Linked DNA regions of Mus musculus: all the other regions are linked to region 1. The links are chromatin loops, found by intact Hi-C in ENCODE. Cell type or tissue: left cerebral cortex. All regions are shown on one strand. Links, peaks and the distances in the headings refer to the core of each region. The heading gives the core; the rest is flanking DNA.

Evidence for each region. Peaks named below come from ENCODE experiments on the same cell type or tissue, not always from the same donor. Only the 100,000 strongest peaks of a DNase experiment are listed, where the experiment ranks them.
Region 2: a loop joins it to region 1, with 5 times the contacts of the local background. A loop is called at or near these places in 5 of 42 quality-filtered maps.
Region 3: it touches region 1 in a loop (4-fold over the local background); 9 of 42 quality-filtered maps call a loop at or near these places.

The regions. Positions count from the first base shown.
Region 1 is chr5:21,734,643-21,740,658 of GRCm38, reverse strand. Pmpcb (peptidase (mitochondrial processing) beta) reads right to left here and starts at 3,499. Exons shown (of 13, transcript NM_028431.2): 1 at 3,383-3,499; 2 at 1,650-1,790; 3 at 533-619; 4 at 45-174. The coding sequence starts at 3,481. In left cerebral cortex, for the core only: CTCF peaks have their summits at 3,557 (motif pointing left) and 4,867; DNase peaks (open chromatin) are centred at 3,532 and 4,874; H3K4me3 peaks cover 1,979 bases; H3K27ac peaks cover 720 bases.
Region 2 is chr5:21,430,894-21,436,909 of GRCm38, reverse strand. It overlaps Fam185a (family with sequence similarity 185, member A), which reads right to left. Exons shown (of 8, transcript NM_177869.4): 3 at 3,127-3,219. Among named protein-coding and RNA genes, the nearest start is that of Fam185a, 9.0 kb to the right of the region's middle. In left cerebral cortex, for the core only: a CTCF peak has its summit at 2,593 (motif pointing left); DNase peaks (open chromatin) are centred at 2,180 and 2,591.
Region 3 is chr5:21,261,979-21,267,994 of GRCm38, reverse strand. The region is part of intron 19 of Gsap (gamma-secretase activating protein); the gene reads right to left. Among named protein-coding and RNA genes, the nearest start is that of Gsap, 79 kb to the right of the region's middle. In left cerebral cortex, for the core only: a CTCF peak has its summit at 2,761 (motif pointing left); DNase peaks (open chromatin) are centred at 2,756 and 4,096.

The DNA.
Region 1 (6,016 bases), core at 437-5,436:
GTGAAGCCCTAGGAGAATCACACTTCCGGCAGCACAGATAGTACCTCTGGGCAAATCTCTCGAGAATGCTTTGGCGTAGTAGACAGTCTGCTCTCTGGAGGTATAGGCGTTAAGATGAGCGCCCATATTCTCAATCTCAAGTTCAAGGTCTAACTGGGACCTCTTTTTAGTGCCCTTGAAATAAAGGAGAAAGCACAGTTAGGATACTCTCCCTTTACCCTTCATATAGTCTAAACGTATCAGATAAGAAGTATTCTGAACAGAACCCAGTGTCAGTCATGCAAAGAGAAGTTTGTAAAGTATACTTGGTTTCAAAAAATACCCATTAAAAATGGCTTGTGTATATCCCAAAAGAGAACCCATCCTTCAATGTCAAAAAGTAATTATCATTAATTATTTGAAATACAACACCGAGGAAATAAAACCGGCATGGGGCATGTTATGAAGCAGCTCTTGTCCCTCTGGTACAGTGTCTGTGATGACACCCGCCCGCCCTCTCCTAGAGACCAGTGGGGAGCAGCCAGCGACTTGCCTTGAAGGCCATGTGCTCCAGGAAGTGGGCGGTGCCGTTGTTCTTCTCATTCTCATAGCGACTTCCCGCATCGATCCACAGCCCAACCTGAAGGAAAACCAAGCAAATCAGACAAACCCCCACATTTGGAGACATGGCGGCCGGCTCAACAGTTAAGAGCCCTCGCTGTTCTTACAAAGGAACTGAGCTAGTTCCCAGCACCATGTTAGGCAGCTCACAGCCATGTGAGCTCTCTCCTCAGTGTCTGCGACTGCCTTCGCCCTTCCTGGGTACCTGTACTCACATGCACAGTCCCATAAAAAAAACAAAATTCAGTTTCTGGACACACAAGGTCATCTCATTCCTTTTTCTGGAAAATGTTTTCCAATCTGACCATGTCTCTTTGACTACAATGAAATGACAGTTCATTCCTATAACCTGAAACTTAATTTCCAGCAGGCTGTTACAAATATCAGACTCAGCCAGGTGGTGGTGTTATATGCCTTTAATCCAAGAACCTCAGAGTTCGAGGCCAGTCTAGTCCAGGGCTATACAAATAAACCCTGTCTTGAAAAAACAAAACAAAACAACAACAAAAACAAGTATCAGAGTCAAATTCTTAACATAGCTCATTTAGCACATCTAATTAATAACTGTGGAATAGACATCAGGGACTGTCAGAAAGTCAGGCTCAGATACAAGCATAAGCTTTATAACCTCAGATAGCCACGTGACTCTCCCTGAGCTTGTGTTGCTGACGGCCGTGGGAAAGTGGCCAGGCTCATGACCGTCAGAGGCAGATGTCAGCAGTGAGAGAAGGACATAAGCACTCGGTACCAAAGTGCACCTGGAAGGGAAGGTTCAAGCTCGGAGAACCCAGCCAACCAGAGAGCTGCAGCTGTGGCTGCTCCCTCCCAGACAAGGTGCCGACTAAAGACTGTAGCAGCCAGCCGGGCAGTGGTGGCGCACGCCTCTAGTCCCAGCACTCAGGAGGCAGAGGCAGGCGGATTTCTGAGTTTGAGGCCAGCCTGGTCTACAGAGTGAGTTCCAGGACAGCCAGGGCTACACAGAGAAACCCTGTCTTGAAAAAACAAAACAAACAAACAAACAAACAAAAAAGACTGTAGCAGTGACTTACTGTGCACGTTGAGAGCCCAGAGTTTTCAGAAGCTACTCTGAGTCCATTTTCCAAACATGTCACTTGTGTCTCGGGGACATTCAGCACAACCTGTGGGGCAGCCTGTGTGCTTCTTAGTCGGTCCCCTCCAAAGTACAACGGCTGACGGGAGGAGGAGGGAAAGAGAGAAAACATTACTGTCCTGGTGTTCAGTGTCAAACAAAACAACCTCAAACAGACTCATTCCAAAACCACTTTCCTAGCCCGGGGTGGATGTAATCTGCTATGTGTGTCTGTGTGTGTGTGTCATTGGCAGAAAGCGCGGAGAATGAGGTCCCAGTTCTGGTTCCACTGGGCTCTAGCAGTAGCCTAGGAAATGTTCCTTAACCAACCGCTCTGTCAAACAGGCAACACTTGAGAGAACATGCCTTTCTCTCCAAGAACGGGAGCAGTTAGCACATTACCCTTCAACAAGCACCCTGATTCAGCTACCTCTCCTACAGATGCTTCATATTCACTAAGGACAAAAAGTCAAGAAACTGAAATAACAATACAAAACTGACTGTGTAGAAGTGAGACAGACGGGATGCTCCTGTTCACAAAGGACAGACAGAAACAGGACAGATGCTTCAGAGGCTCTCGGGCCAACTGGTTTGACTACAGACGCTTCAGCAGCTTTTTCATGTTTTCATATTGAAATGAGAAAAACGTATTTCCTAAACCCTGACCCAAAAACCTGAGACTGACCTAACCGCCAGACACAGTGGTGGTTTGAATAGGAATGGACCACAGAGGCTCACAGATTTGAACACTTAGTCATCAGAGAGAGAGACTACTAGAAGGTTGGAGGAAGTGTGCCACTGGGGTGGGTTATAGGGTTTAAAATGCTCAAGCCAGGTCCATTATCTGTCTGTCTGTCTGTCTGTGTCTATCTCTTGCCAACCCAGATGTAGAACTCTTGGCTCCTTCTCCACCACGTCTGCCAGCACTCTGCCATGCTTCCTGCTCTGATGATGATGGACGAAACCTCTGAACTGTAAGCAGCCCCAGCTAATGTGTCTTCCTTTATAAGAGTTGCCATGGTCGTGGTTTCTTCACAGCCACAGCCACAGGTACTTAAGAAATGTGTACGAGCCCGCACTGTCCTGCTTCTGTGACCCAAAGGCTTTCTGCTCCCTGATCAAATAATACACCATGACCTGACTGTGCCCTACTGTGTAGGGGCAGGCGGATCTGAGGCCAGCCCGATCTACAGGGCAAGATCCAGGACAGCCAGAGATGTTACACAGAGAAACCCTGTGTAACAACGATGTCTCAAAATATCAAAACCAAAAGCAAACCCAACTTCAAATTCATAAAGCGCTTGTCCTAGTTTCCTTTTCTCGAGAGAGAACAGCCCGACATACAATAACATTGGTAATAGCAAACTAACAGACAGACAGACAGACACACACACACACAGAGAGAGAGAGAGATCCCTTTGGAGCAAGACAACTCTCAAATAAGGAAAACGCTGGGATAAAACTCGGATGAACTGAGGTTGACGCTGTCTGGTTTGGGTGTCCATGGGCTGAGGATGGCGCTGTCTGGTTTGGGGGTCCACGGCTCCTTTTCTTACCTCCCGCGGGTGGCGTGGAGGGGGAGCAGCCGCCCCGCCCCCTCTGCGCCCGGCCGCAGCGCCCCGGGATAGCGGATCCGGAGGCCCGGCCCAAAGCACACCGGGAGCCGCCGGGGCACGGCGGAGCGAGACTCACCTGAGCAGCGGCGCGGCGAAGCGGAAGCCTTCGTGTAAATCCCCACAGGCGCCGCCGGGCCTCTGGCAACAGCGTCCGGGATAGAGCGGCCGCCGCCATCTCTGCGGTGGAGAAAGTGGAGATGTACTTCCGGGTCATGACTCCAGGCCCCAGAACTAGAGGCTGGCTCCACCCTGTGGCGGCAGCAGGAATTGCAGTCTCTGAAATTCCTTTGATTCTGTGTCTGGGCTTAGAACCCTCAATCCCTTCACCCTTTGACTCCCTCCCCAGTTCGCTCCAAATAATCAGGTCTGTAGAAATGATGTGCAAGACACACAAGGGACAAAGTGAACGGAACATGTATCCCCAGGCGGTTGGAGTTAATCAGAGAGATCCAGTGCGGGAGGGACAGACACATTGAAGGATCTATCATGTTGGTCTTCGTTGTTCTAATGTTTATAGCGTTGCTTATTCTATTCCATAGGAATACCTTTGCCGAGATTGCTACTAAAAGACAGACGCTTTACAAACATAATCTTACATTCTGTTACCATGATTTAATGTTATTTACTTCCACGTCTTAGGGCTCTGCCAAAACAAACTGCTCTTACCCGTTCCTGGGTGCCTCTTTATCCACATACACTCTAATGAAACTAAAATTTGTCAAATAGCCACTTTAGCCAATTGTCCCAGGGTTTGAGGCTTAACGAAAATAGCAAGCACTTTTTAAAATTAAAGCTTTTTATTTAACTTATTATGGGGAGGGGGTGGGTGCATGCCACTCCAAGCTTGTGGAGGTCAGAAGACAACTTTATGCAATCAGTTGCCCCTTCTACCTTTGCATGAATTCTGGGGGTGGAACTCAGGTGGACAGGCTTGCACTGCAAGTGACTTTACCCGCTGAGCTGCCTGCAAGCCCCTAGCAAGCTCTTTTCTGTGAGGAAGCGACTATTACTTTGCTAATTTTACAGTGGGAACTGAGGTATTGGCTGCCTAACAGGCTGTTTAACACTAAAGAGTGTGCGCTGTAACTTTAGAAGTTGGAGTTCTGTCTAACTTGACCCCTTGTTGCCTAATACCTAATTTACATTATCGTTCAGGTATCCTTTTCCCACCCAGCCTCCTCTTTTAACTATTCACCATTTAACAACAAGACAGGAAAATCCGGGCCGGGCGTGGTGGCGCACGCCTTTAATCCCAGCACTCGGGAGGCAGAGGCAGGCGGATTTCAGAGTTCAAGGCCAGCCTGGTCTACAAAGTGAGTTCCAGGACAGCCAGGGCTACACAGAGAAACCCTGTCTCGAAAAGCCAAAAAGACAGGAAAATCCCTTGGGCGCCTCATTGTCAGTTTGTAGCTGTAATGGTGACAACCAGTCAAACGTCCAAACCAGGAACTCCATGTCACCTTTGGTTCCTGCCTCTGACTTTCCACTCTGACTTCTTGCTATTTTATCGATAGCCATTCTAAGTGTAGAAGTTTAGACAACTGCCCTCCAGCTGGCGGCGCTGTTTGCGAAGGTTGTGGAACCTTTAGGCAGTAGAGCCTTACAGTAGAAGGCATTGGGCACAGACTCTGGAGGTTTCATAGCCTGGTCCCACTTCCCGATCTCCCTGTTTCTGAGCTGTGATGCAGCTTGATAGCGCCTGTTCCTGTCGCCCTGCCTTCCCCATCACGGATGGATGGAAGCCCTCTGGAACTGCAGGTTATTTTATCACAGTGACAGTAAAAACAAAACAAAACAAAAACTAGAAAAAATGGAATCTCAACATAGTTTGAATTTGCATTTCTCTGAAAGCCGTGGGTCGTGAGCATTTTTTTGTTCAAATATTTGTTGGTCATTTGTACTTTTAAAATCTTTTTCCATTTTTGAATGTATGTGTCGTGCATATTTTTGGTGGGAAGGACCACCCGTGAATGCGTGTGTTTGGTGTGTGTGTGTGGTGTGTGTGTGCACGCGCGCGCGCGCGCGCGCACGTTACATGAGAAGGTCCCAAGCTAACGCTGGGAGTTATCCTTGACCACTCTCCTACCTTGTTCATGGAGTCAGAATCTCTCACTCAACCTGAGCTCACTGATACGGCTCGTCTCTCCAGCCGGTTTGCTCTGAGGATTCCCTGCCCACCCTCCATTTGTACAGTAAATATGTTCACTACGGAGCCATGGCCCTGCCCCCCGTTTCTGATTTTAAGGGAAATGCTTTCAGTTTTTCTCTGTTTAGTATAATGTTAGCTCTAGGCTTACTGACTGTATTATAGTCTTTATTATGTTGGAGTATGCGCCTTCTGTTCCTAGGAGGATCGTGAAGGAATTTCTGCATCTACTGACAAGGTTGTGTGGTTTCCATCATATTGCCTTTACAAGGTATATGTTTACTGATTTAAGCCATCCTTGTATCCATGGGATGACACCAGTTTAGTCATGGTACCCCATGGTTTAGCCTGTTGGTGAATTTGCCATGATCCTCTTGGAAACTTTATATCTATGTATCTGAGGATTTTTTTCTCTCATTTTTGTTGTTGTTTTGTCCTTAGCCAGTTTGGCCTCAGGAGAATGCTCCTGTAGGGCGTCTAACAGTGTTCCTTCTCGTTCTCTGTTTTATTGACTAGTGTAAGGCACAAGGACTTTCCCTCTCTTGTAAGAAGCTGGTAGAATGC
Region 2 (6,016 bases), core at 472-5,471, 300 kb after region 1:
CCGTGAAACAGTATTTGAAACATTGAATTAGCTGAAGTGTGCTCATGCTTAGATTCTGCTCCCCACCACATTAAATAAAGCTGGATTTCAAGGCACTCTTTATGAGCACGTGGACAATGCCAAGGATCTGAACTGTTCATTAAAAACTAAATATGTCCTAGGAAGCCAGCAGACACCCGGCACTACAAAGCCAGCAAAAGCCGGTAAATCCCAGCACACCCGACACAACAGAGCTGTCAATCACTCCACACAATTTCCAGGAGCAAAAAGTAGCACACCAGGGCCACAGATCCTGAACTGTACCAGATACGACCTCAAACAACTAAGCTTGGGCTAGCATGGCTGACAGCAACATACTGATAAAATCTTACTTATAGTCATAATATCAGTGGATAAAATGTCACACGTAGACACCCGTGATTAAACTGTATACTCTTTAACAGAAGTTATTTAAAGAAAGAACAAAAGGGAGCTCAGAAAACAAATTCCTTCCCGAGAGGCACTGCTAAAATTAATCTTTACATCAGGAGGTATTTTCCCTATACTTAGTTAATTTATATATATGCACAATGATTATATTATATAAACAGGAAGTGCTGTGACTACGTAGTCCAGACAGAAAAAAAGCGCAGCTGGTCACCATTTTAACCTACAGTCACATGGCATAAATGTCTATACTCTGTTACGTTACATGGTTGACTCAAAATTAATATCATTTAAAACAGCCACACAACCAACAAAGCTATTGTTTATGATGGGCATTTAATGTTCTCTGTCTAGTTTGTTGGATAAGCAAGGCAATACTTCCATTCATTTCTCAAACAGTGAGAAGCAGGTTCAGGGAAGTGAGGCTCTGACTAACTCTCCTGTGCCTCTTTTACCTTTATCCTCACTGTAAGCAAGCTGTATCAGAGTCAGCCACAGGCAAGGCCCTGTGCTAGCACTAAACCTAACCATGTTCTCAGACAGGCCCGTTACTATTACCCCATTTTCCAGAAAACTGAAACACACCAATGTTAAGTGACTTGTCAAAAGTCACAAAACTAAGTAAACAGTTGAATCAGGAAGTTTAATTCTCAATGTGTGCTCTTAACTAGTATTTTATGTTTTTAAATAAAATTTCAAATATGTTTTAAAAGTTAGTACTATGGAAGAAAGGCAGAAAAATGTATGTCTTTTGTGCATTACCAAACAGGCAAGAAACAAAGTAGTTGAACAGGAAATAGGATTAAAGAAATATTCAATTCTCCATAATGGCTGGAACAAATTCAAACAGCATGATTTAAATGTCTGGCACTCGTATCTGATGGGAAGCGTGTAACACTGGGCGGGGCTGAGGCTCTAACAGTTCAGTGTTTGGCATCCGCCATGACACCTGTGTTTGGATTCCCATGCAAAACCCCAGTGCCACAAGTTTATAACTCCTGTGCTGGGAAGGCGGAGACAGGCAGGTCCCCTGGAGCTCACTGGGGGGCCAACCTAGCCAAAATTCACAGAAGCACTGTCTCAAAAACCAAGGTAGCTGGGCAGTGGTGGCTCAGGCCTTGAATCCCAGCACTCAGCACGCAGAGGCAGGTGGATTTCTGAGTTGGAGGCCAGCCTGGTCTACAGAGTGAGTTTCCAAACAGCCAGGGCTACACAGAGAAACCCTGTCTCAAAAAAACAAAAACAAAAAAACAAAAAACCAAACAAACAAAAAAACAAAAACAAAAGAAAGAACAAAACAAGGTGAAGAGTGATTGAGAAAGACATCCCATGTCGTCATTGACCTTTCACCTACACGCACATATATGCACTGCCCTCCACAGAGAGCACGTAACATTACAGTAACATTACATATAATATCATTTCAAAATACACTGGCAATTAACACAAGGGTTGTATTTGGAGGACTTTCAAAGTTATTGGATGTGCCTGTTGTACTTCTAAGGAGACAGTAATCTGATCAGCAAAATTAAAGGCCATCTCCAGGGGCAGAGAACGAGGCTACAGGATTGTGAAACAATTTCCTATTCATTTAAAAGGTTCATTACATATTTAAATATTTGGTTTAAACAGCTTCCCCCAGATTTGTAGAAAGCAGTGATGGGACATTAACACAGTAGAAACAATCAGCCTGGCTTACCTGTACCAGCGAGGCAGCAGCAGATGGCTCAGTGCGGAAAGGCTGCCAGGCCTGGCGCCCTCACTGCATCATTAGGCCCACGTGGTAAAAGGAGACAACTGACTCCTACAAGTTTTCCTCTGACCTCCACCTGTGCATCTTAGTGCTCTCCTCTCTCTCTCTCTCTCTCTCTCTCTCTCCCTCTCTCTCTCTCTCCCACACACACACACATGAATAATAAAATGTAGTATAATTTTAAAAGCTGTACCAACAACACTCTATAAGATATGCTCATAACCTCAATCTGATTTAGATTTTTTTCTTACAAGATTTAAAACACTATTCATTACAGTAGCAACTAAAAACGCATAGTCTCCAGATTTTAACGCTACTATTAACAGTGTGATATAAAATAATACAAACCATCTGTGTGGGCGGGGTGTAGGTAGAGCTTTGGCAAGTAGGAACTTTATCTCCCAGTGCCACCTAGTGGAAATGCTAAAGCGGGCTTCCAGACGCTTTTTAATTTCTATATGAATATAGAAATTATATGTATTTTGAGCATATCAACTGCTCACCCCACCTCCAATGCATCCCAGAGTTCCTCTGCTGCCTTTTCTCCTCTCTCAACATCACGTTCTCCATTCAAAACCCATGAGTTAAATCAGTGCTGTCCATAAGTGACCATCATTTCAGAATTTACCCTTAGGACGGCCATAAGGCAGCAAGTCTGGGAGAATACAATATTCAAGTAAACCCAGCACCTAAGAAAAATCCAATTCCCATACTTGTGGTATTACTTAATGAGGTATTTTAATTCATAACCATGAAAATAAAAGCCTCTTTAGATAAGTCAGACTTATCAAGGGTTTAGTGAATCTAATGAACTAAATATCAGTTCCAAATATGAGCTTGTTAAAGAACTAAATGCACTAAAAAGAAAATATTACACCATAAACTTTGTAGCAGCTGCTGTTCGTGGGGAAGCTAAGCTGAAGTTACTGAGAGCACTTCAATCTTACACTTTTATCCGATGCATGAATATCTATATTTCCGTAAACCGTTCCACAACAGATCACATCGCCTCCTTTGGTTTGAACATGCAACTTTTGACTCTGAAAAACAAAAAACCACAGAGGGTAGAGACAGTAAGCTTGCATGAAACTTTTTCTTCTGTGCATGTCCATAAGATAATCCAGGGATTTAAGCAAAGTATTGAAAAGACAAAAAGAAAAAACCGTTCTCAAAAGAATTTGGTTTATAGTATCTCGAACTTTGTCACAGTCACAGATGTGAATCTAAAAGCCAAGATATCAATGAATTTTTAGAAAGACCTGTTTCCAAAGTAACTCTGCTTTCAGATCTGAGGCTGACCTTAAGTGAATTTCTGGACTGTTTCTGGAACTCATGACATTGTAAGCAAATGTTCACATGCATGCTCATTTGTGTAGAGAGAAATAATCATGAGATTTTCCAAAGAGGCCTATCTATGGCTTAAAGACACTGACATTGTAACGTGAAACTCACCTAATTCCCACACAACATGAAAAAGTTTTAAAAGTGAAAATAAGTCAGAAATTATTGGGGGAAATTTTTATGCTACATTTTTAAAAACTGCAAATGTGTGACATTCACATACTTTATTCCTTAAGGATGCTGAATAAATGCAGCATTGCCATACGTCTTCCTTGGCTAAGAAAGCAAGCTGGGACAAGTTTAAGCCTGGAAAGCACAAATGTAAGGTCAAACCCCAGCTCCACTACTTTAGCTGTGTGTTCGTGAGTGAGTCTGTAGGCCTTTTGCTGCCTCCTAGTTTGACTCTTGACAAATGAAGATGCTCCAAGGATAAACAAGGCTTAGCTGAGATTCTCAGTACCTACTAACTGTTCATTAGCAGTAAGCATTGTTATTAAAATAGCATAACCCTATGTATGATGTTAAATAACCCTATGTATGATGCCAAATAAGTGAAAGACATATTAACAGATGATCACTAATTTAAGATGATATTGTGCCCTATTTTTAAAAACCTAGGCCAGCTATCTTACCAGTGTCTGCATTTATGAGTGTAAGTAAGCTAAGACCACATTGCAAGAATACTTCTCTAAGTACCAGACTGGTGTCTTAGTTTCTTTCTCTGCTGCTGAGATGAAACATGACAAAACCAATGTTGGGTAGGAAAGGGTTTACTTGGGTCCATCGGAGAGGGAGTCTAAGGCAAGAACCTACACTGAGCAGGAATGTCATCAAAGACCATGGGGGAGTTCTCCTTATTAGCTTCCTCAGCCTGCTTTCTTATATAGCCTAGGACCACCTGCCTAGGGATGGCACAACCACAGTGGCCTAGGCCCTCCTCATCAATCATTAATGAAGAAAAGGCCCCCACAGATTTGCCTAGAGGCCAGTTTGATAGATACTCAATTAAGGCTGCTTCTTCCCAGCGACTCTAATTTGAGGCAAGTTGCCGTAAACCAGAAGAACAAGTGTCAGTTTTAGATCTAATTCATTTTTGAGCTAGTATATTTGTAAAGATTGTGGGTTCATAGCTCTATTTTCTCTTAACAAGTCCTTCACAGAACAAATACAAAGTAAAGAAAAGAATTAGACTCTACCTTGAAATTACTGAAATTAATTCACCAAAACTGAAGCATCATTGAGTGAATAAACATTTCTAAGGAAGAAAAGAAATTACAGTATTCTTTTTTTTTTCAGAACAGAAGTATTTTTTTAATTAGGTATTTTCTTCATTTACATTTCAAATGCTATCCCAAAAGCCCCCCATACCCCCCCACTCCCCTACCCACCCACTCCCACTTCTTGGCCCTGGCGTTCCCCTGTACTGAGGCATATAAAGTTTGCAAGACCAAAGGGCCTCTCTTCCCAGTGATGGCCAACTAGGCCATCTCCTGCTACATATGCAGCTAGAGACACGAGCTCTGGGGGTACAGGTTAGTTCATATTGTTGTTCCACTTATAGGGTTGCAGACTCCTTTAGCTCCTTGGGTACCTTCTCTAGCTCCTCCATTGGGGGCCCTGTGTTCCATCCAATAGATGACTGTGAGCATCCACTTCTGTGTTTGCCAGGCACCAGCATAGCCTCATAAGAGACAGCTATATCAGGGTTCTGTCAGCAAAATCTTGCTGGTGTATGCAATGGTGTCAGCATTTGGAGGCTGATTATGGGATGGATTCCCGGGTGTGGCAGTCTCTAGATGGTCCATCCTTTCGTCTCAGCTCCAAACTTTGTCTCTGTAAATCCTTCCATGGATGTTTTGTTCCCAATTCTAAGAAGGGGCAAAGTGTCCACACCTTGGTCTTCATTCTTCTTGAGTTTCATGTGTAAATTGTATCTTGTATCTTGGGTATTCTAAGTTTCTGGGCTAATATCCACTTATCAGTGAATACATATTGTGTGGGTTTTTTTGTGATTGGGTCACCTCATTCAGGATGATGCCCTCCAGGTCCATCCATTTGCCTAGGAATTTCATAAATTCATTGTTTTTAATAGCTGAGTGGTACTCCATTGTGTAAATGTACCACATTTTCTGTATCCATTCCTCTGTTGAGGGACACCTGGGTTCCTTCCAGCTTCTGGCTATTATAAATAAGGGTGCTATGAACATAGTGGAGCATGTGTCCTTGTTACCAGTTGGAACATCTTCTGGATATATGCCCAGGAGAGGTATTGCAGGATCCTCCGGTAGTACTATGTCCAATTTTCTGAGAAACCGCCAGACTGATTTCCAGAGTGGTTGTACAAGCTTGCAATCCCACCAAGAGTGGAAAAGTGTTTCTCTTTCTCCACATCCTCGCCAGCATCTGCTGTCACCTGAATTTTTGATCTTAGCCATTCTGACTGGTATGAGGTAGAATCTCAGGGTTGTTTTGATTTGCATTTCCCTGATGATTAAG
Region 3 (6,016 bases), core at 472-5,471, 470 kb after region 1:
AGCCGCAGATGTGGAAACAGTTTTCTGAGAGAAGGAAGCAAGCCAGAGCTGGGAGAAGAGTCGGGAACTCAATGGCAAACGCTATAGGGAGCACTGGGACTTTATATCCTGGTCTATGAGGCCATTTATGTAGCACAGGCTGTCTCATGTGTGCCCTGTTTTATGTCCACCTTGGCAACAGTGGTCTTCTCTCCATTGTACTCTCCTGCCTCACTGGGATCAAGCAGTTTTTAATAATACAGTCTTACCAAGATAAATATATTTATAAATAATTGTCCAGGGCTAGCTACATCTGGCCTGACAGCTGTTGCTTACTGAGGTGACAGTCTTAATAGGATGCACTAAGACAGCTTATGCTCAAAGGGTCCCATATATCCCCTCAAAACAGACGCTGTTGCCTTTGTTAGTGGTTACCCTCCAGAACATGGAGAAAGCAAGCCAGTGCAGACCTGGAAACGTCAATTCCTACTGGCTGACCAAATCATCTGTGTGCACTGGCCAGCTTCCATAGTGTCAGAAGGTGCTACACATACTAGTAGGGGATAAAGTACTCACCAGTGAACCCAGCCATCTAACTCATCTACATACACCCCCACCACTCAGGGGTCATCCCAGAAGAGTGGGCAGAAAGGCTGAAAGAGCAAGCGGGGGTGGAGAACTACTGTAAACTCTGTTTTCCAAACAGGACAGGGCCTGTGCACACATGACCTCATAGCAGCTGTGAATGAGTGCACAGAACTTGCACAAGACCAAGTCAGCAGATCCCAGCATGGAGGAGGGAGGGGCTTATAAGCGCTATCAGCAATCCCTAGTGGCTGGACAAGGGAGTCTGTTTGCTCCAGGGATGCAGCCCCTGTGAGGCTGCCCATATTGCTGTGGATGGGCCAATAGATGAACAATTTGGCAGCACTGAGACGATTCAGTCAGTGAGTTTTAAAGAACCACGTGGAGTTGGGAGGGCAGTGGCTGAGGATGGGGAGGAGGTGGAGAGGAGGGAGGATGGGGAGGAGGTGGAGATGAGGGAGGATGGGGAGGAGGAGGAGATGAGGGAGGATGGGGAGGAAGTGGAGATGAGGGAGGATGGGGAGGAGGTGGAGATGAGGGAGGATGGGGAGGAGGAGGAGATGAGGGAGGATGGGGAGGAGGAGGAGATGAGGGAGGATGGGGAGGAAGTGGAGATGAGGGAGGATGGGGAGGAGGAGATGAGGGAGGATGGGGAGGAGGTGGATATGAGGGAGGATGGGGAGGAGGTGGAGATGAGGGAGGATGGGGAGGAGGTGGAGATGAGGGAGGATGGGGAGGAGGAGGAGATGAGGGAGGATGGGGAGGAAGTGGAGATGAGGGAGGATGGGGAGGAGGTGGAGATGAGGGAGGATGGGGAGGAGGAGGAGATGAGGGAGGATGGGGAGGAGGAGGAGATGAGGGAGGATGGGGAGGAGGTGGAGATGAGGGAGGATGGGGAGGAGGAAGAGATGAGGGAGGATGGGGAGGAGGAGGAGATGAGGGAGGATGGGGAGGAGGTGGAGATGAGGGAGGATGGGGAGGAGGTGGAGATGAGGGAGGATGGGGAGGAGGTGGAGATGAGGGAGGATGGGGAGGAGGTGGAGATGAGGGAGGATGGGGAGGAGGTGGAGATGAGGGAGGATGGGGAGGAGGTGGAGATGAGGGAGTGGCTTTGATCAGGTTGTGTCCTTGAACAGCCTGGTTACTTTCTGGTTTTTGTTTGTTTGTTTGTTTTTTGTTTTTGTCAAAGTGACCCAAGGGAGAGTCATCTAAGAAGATGGAGCCTCAGTTAAGAATCTGCCCTCACCACACTGGCTACTGGCAGCCTGTGGGCATTTTCTTGATTGAGGATTGGCATGGGGGAGGGCCCAGGCTACTGTGAATGCTGCAGTCTCTGGGCGGGTAGTCTGGGGGCCCAGAAGAAAGCAGGCTGAGAAAGCAGGGGTGGGGGTGGGGGTGGGGAGCCTGCTAGTAAATACAGTCCCTCCGTAGCCTCTGCTTCAGTTCCTGCCTCCAGGTTCCTGCTTTGAGTTCCTGCCATGACCCATCATGATGGGCCTTAACTGTGTGTTTGCTATAACTGTACGCTCACTACAACTGTGCCTGCTATAACAGCATGCTTTTCTCCCAGGTGGCTTTCAGCCAGAGTATTGATCACAGTGCAAAACTTAACTAGGGCAATGCATGTATGAAATTCTTTGAATGGTAAATTTAAAAGGAGGGGGGAAAAGGAAGTTAAAAATAAGTGAGAACTAAAAATCCACTTCAATCACACACATACAAATGCTCTAATAGTAAACAGAATGTGGCTGGTGTGCTATTGTTGAAAGGACAACAATGGCTTGACATAGATTTTGGAGTCTCAATAAATTAAGTTCTGTGATATTGTGCACTTTTATTTAGTAACCTGAAAGAAAGGCCTACACAGGCAAGGCCCCTTCTCTCAGAGATGGAAAAGTCTTGGATCCTTAATAACTGAGATGTATTTCCAGGGCAGGTGAGAAGGCTGGGGTCAGGTCCCACTCCTTATCTTTTCTTTCTTTATAGTAAACCTATCTTACTTAGTCCTTCTCCCTAGTTTGTTTTTTTATAATAGCAATAATTTAAACAATAATTATTCTTATTCTTCGTTGTCGCCACCACATCATGATCATCGGGCCAATCCTGCAGTCTTCTCTCCACAGCCTTTCTATTTTCCTACATCTGGTCATGAAATCCAAGTGCCCAAATCAGAAAACTAGTCGGTGTTGTGGTGCCATCTAGTGGTCAGTTTGGCTATGGGCATGCCTGCTTTGCCACAGCAATCCACCTTGGAATGATTTACCTCAATCTTGCTTTTAGGACCAATACTCTTCCTCCTCCTCCTCCTCCTCCTCCTGCTCCTCCTCCTCCTCCTTCTCTTCCTCCTCCTCCTCCTTCTCCTCCTCCTTCTCCTCCTCCTCCTTCTCCTCCTCCTCCTCCTCCTGCTCCTCCTCCTCCTGCTCCTCCTCCTCCTCCTCCTGCTCCTCCTCCTCCTGCTGCTCCTCCTCCTCCTCCTGCTCCTCCTCCTCCTCCTTCTTATTTTTAAAATCTTTCTCTTTATTTAAAAACACTTGGGGGAGGGCAGTAAGATGGCTCAGTAGGTTAGCCTGCTGACCTGAATTCTATCTCAGAGCCACACAGGGTGGAGAGAGAAGATCGATTCCCACAAGCCCTTGTGTATCTGCACACCCACACAGACAAACTCACATATATGAATGAATGAATGAATGAATGAATGAATGAATGAATGAATGAAATTTTAAAGTTTGTTTTTTATCATAGTCTTGAGTCAACCAAGAATAACAGAAAAAGTTGTGAGCAGGCCCATGAGCACCCTTCAAAGGCAGGCACTAGCGTGCCCGGGTGAGATAGAGTGTGCGCGCACAGAATATTCCTGGGGGCGTTGATTATATACCTTGTACTAGACCACGCAAGGCTGGGAAGCTCTTCCCGGGTTGTGTAATTAATTATAATTATGCATAATTAAGCAGTTGCTGAGAAAGAAAAGACTCATCCAGAAAGCCCCATTGACACAGCTGCCTGGGGAATTGCCCATGCACCTGTAAGCAACTTCTCACCCAGGTGCTTATAGGTGGTCCAATAAACACATTGGTTCACCAAGCTATACTTGGATAGAATTATTTCTTTAGATGCCCCATCTGAAATGACCAGACACTTGCCCATATCTATCCAAGAAAAGTCACACAGCAGAAGACAGATCTGTATTTTAAACAAAACAAAAATTAAAACTTAGTAAGAAATAGTGTTAATCAAAGATCCCATAAATGTTCCCATTTGAGCGGAGAGGATTTCTGGAGTCTGTTGATCTATTATAACCTCCATGTTCTCTTACTGTTGGTAAACACCTCAGCAGACGATTGGCAACACAATGTTTAATCTGCCCACATTCAGAGATGACTGCAGATCGAAAGGCCTGTTTGGGAGACTGAAAAACACAGAGCCCAGGGAAGTAGAACAGAAAGAAGGATGAAGACAGTATGTTCAATGGGAGGCTTGGTGAGTGAACAAAGCTGCAAGGCCAGAATGCAGACCGTGGCTTTGGCTTAGCCTTGGAGAGCTGAGAGAAGATGAATAGTCCTTTGTTGTCTGCGCTGGACAGCGGCCCCCAGCTTGTGTTTGCCAGCCTCAGCAGCCGTTAGAAACCACGCCATCTGCTTGGATTTAACGGTTTTGGGGGTGGTCTGAAGCCTTTTGAGTTTTTCAGGTTTCTGGGATGATCCTTGTGGACCATGGCTCGCAGTTGAAAACATGGTCTGAGCCTGTCCTGGGACTGCAGTCAGCCCACGACAGCGAAGGCCGATAAAGACTATGTGTACAGACTTGTGAGTCGGTAGAAACAGGAGAGTTAGAGAATGCCTTTCTGCGAGGAACCCCAGAGTCTAAGTGAATGCCGACCTGCTCATTGGCCCAGAGAATAAAAGCAGGGTTTATTTTTTTATTTTACTTTTTAAAAAAATGTTAGATGCTGCACCTTTGACGGAGAAGGAAAAGAGAGTAGAATGTGTGCATCCCCACCCAATCAGCCCAGCCCAGCACCGCAGCTCGTGGTTTGGGATGTGGCCAGGGCACTCAACTGACACTTGACTAAAGGGGAGTTGAGAGAGCTCCAAATACTGTCCCCGTAAAGGACAATGCAAAATGAGAGCCACACTTCTTAAGACACACTCACCAGCTACTGGAAAAGTGTAGCCTTTTGTTTATTTTGAGGCTCTCTCTATGTAGCCCTGGCTAGCCTGAAACTCACTTTGTTGACCAGGTTGACCTCAAGCTCAGAGTTCTGCCTCCTGAGTGCTGGGGATTCAAGGTACACACTACCATGGCTAGCTCCCAGTGTTCTTTTAAAAATACAGAAAATGAGGACTAAAGAGATGTCCCAGCAACTTGCTTGTCTTACAGAACACCTGGGTTCAGCCCCCACAGGGGACAACTTGATATTGCTCCAGCCCCAGGAATCCAAGGGGTCATCTACCTGCATGCATCTACTGTACATACAAACATACAGGCACACACAGATACACATGAATTAAATAAGCCTTTAAAATTATACTAAAGGTCTTTGTGGACAAAGTATCTATAAGCTTAGCTAGTCCTTGGGGGTCTGGCTTAAGAAGCAATCAGAAACCCGAGGAATGGCCAGGAATCATTTTCCCCCTGCACAAAGGGGAGTTTCAACTTTTTCACTTTGGAAGGAAGAAAATTATTCCCATCTCTTCTTCAAAAATCACCTCCCTTTGTCTCTGAAGATGCCATAAAGCAATCACCACACACAACCAGTCACAACTATCAATTACACAAAAGGACCAGCTACATTAAGGAATTTGATCCAGAAACAGAGCAAAATGAGCCTGTGGTAATGGCTCATCTGCAAACCACTGCCAGCAATAAACATCTGCCTCTCACCATCAGTGTCTCAAAGACACTGGCTTTGGTCCTACCTCTGTTGATTAATCAGCATCTTGGGAAGGAGGCCCAGTCTGAGAGACCCCTTTACTCTCCGTACAGGACAAAGAGCAGGGCTAACATGTCAGTCTTCCTAGGATCTTCAGTGACTCGCATCTCGGGACCCATTTCTGCTTGCTCTCCAGAGAAACCCAGCAATGTGTGCATCATGTCTACCATATATAAAGTGCAATAGCAAATGTCTTTGTGGACAGAAGTTCGAAAGGCAGCATCTAAGAGCGTTATGTGGGAGCATCCCCACAGGTGGCAGACAACTGAAATTCCCGAGGCTGAACACTAAGAGAGCTGCAAGCACACAGCTATCTCATTCAAGTCTCAGGATATAGCTAAGCTTCCTCCTGCTCCAGGATCCGGCAAAAAGTCCACTTCCCTGACCCAACTAGGGAGTTTTATCAGCCATTCTGTTTTGGTTTTTTTATAGGCTGGACAATTTTAAATGTAATCTATAATTATGGCCGTCTAACTCACATTTAGCTTTCTTGAAGCTCAGAGTGACTGATAAGAAAGGAAT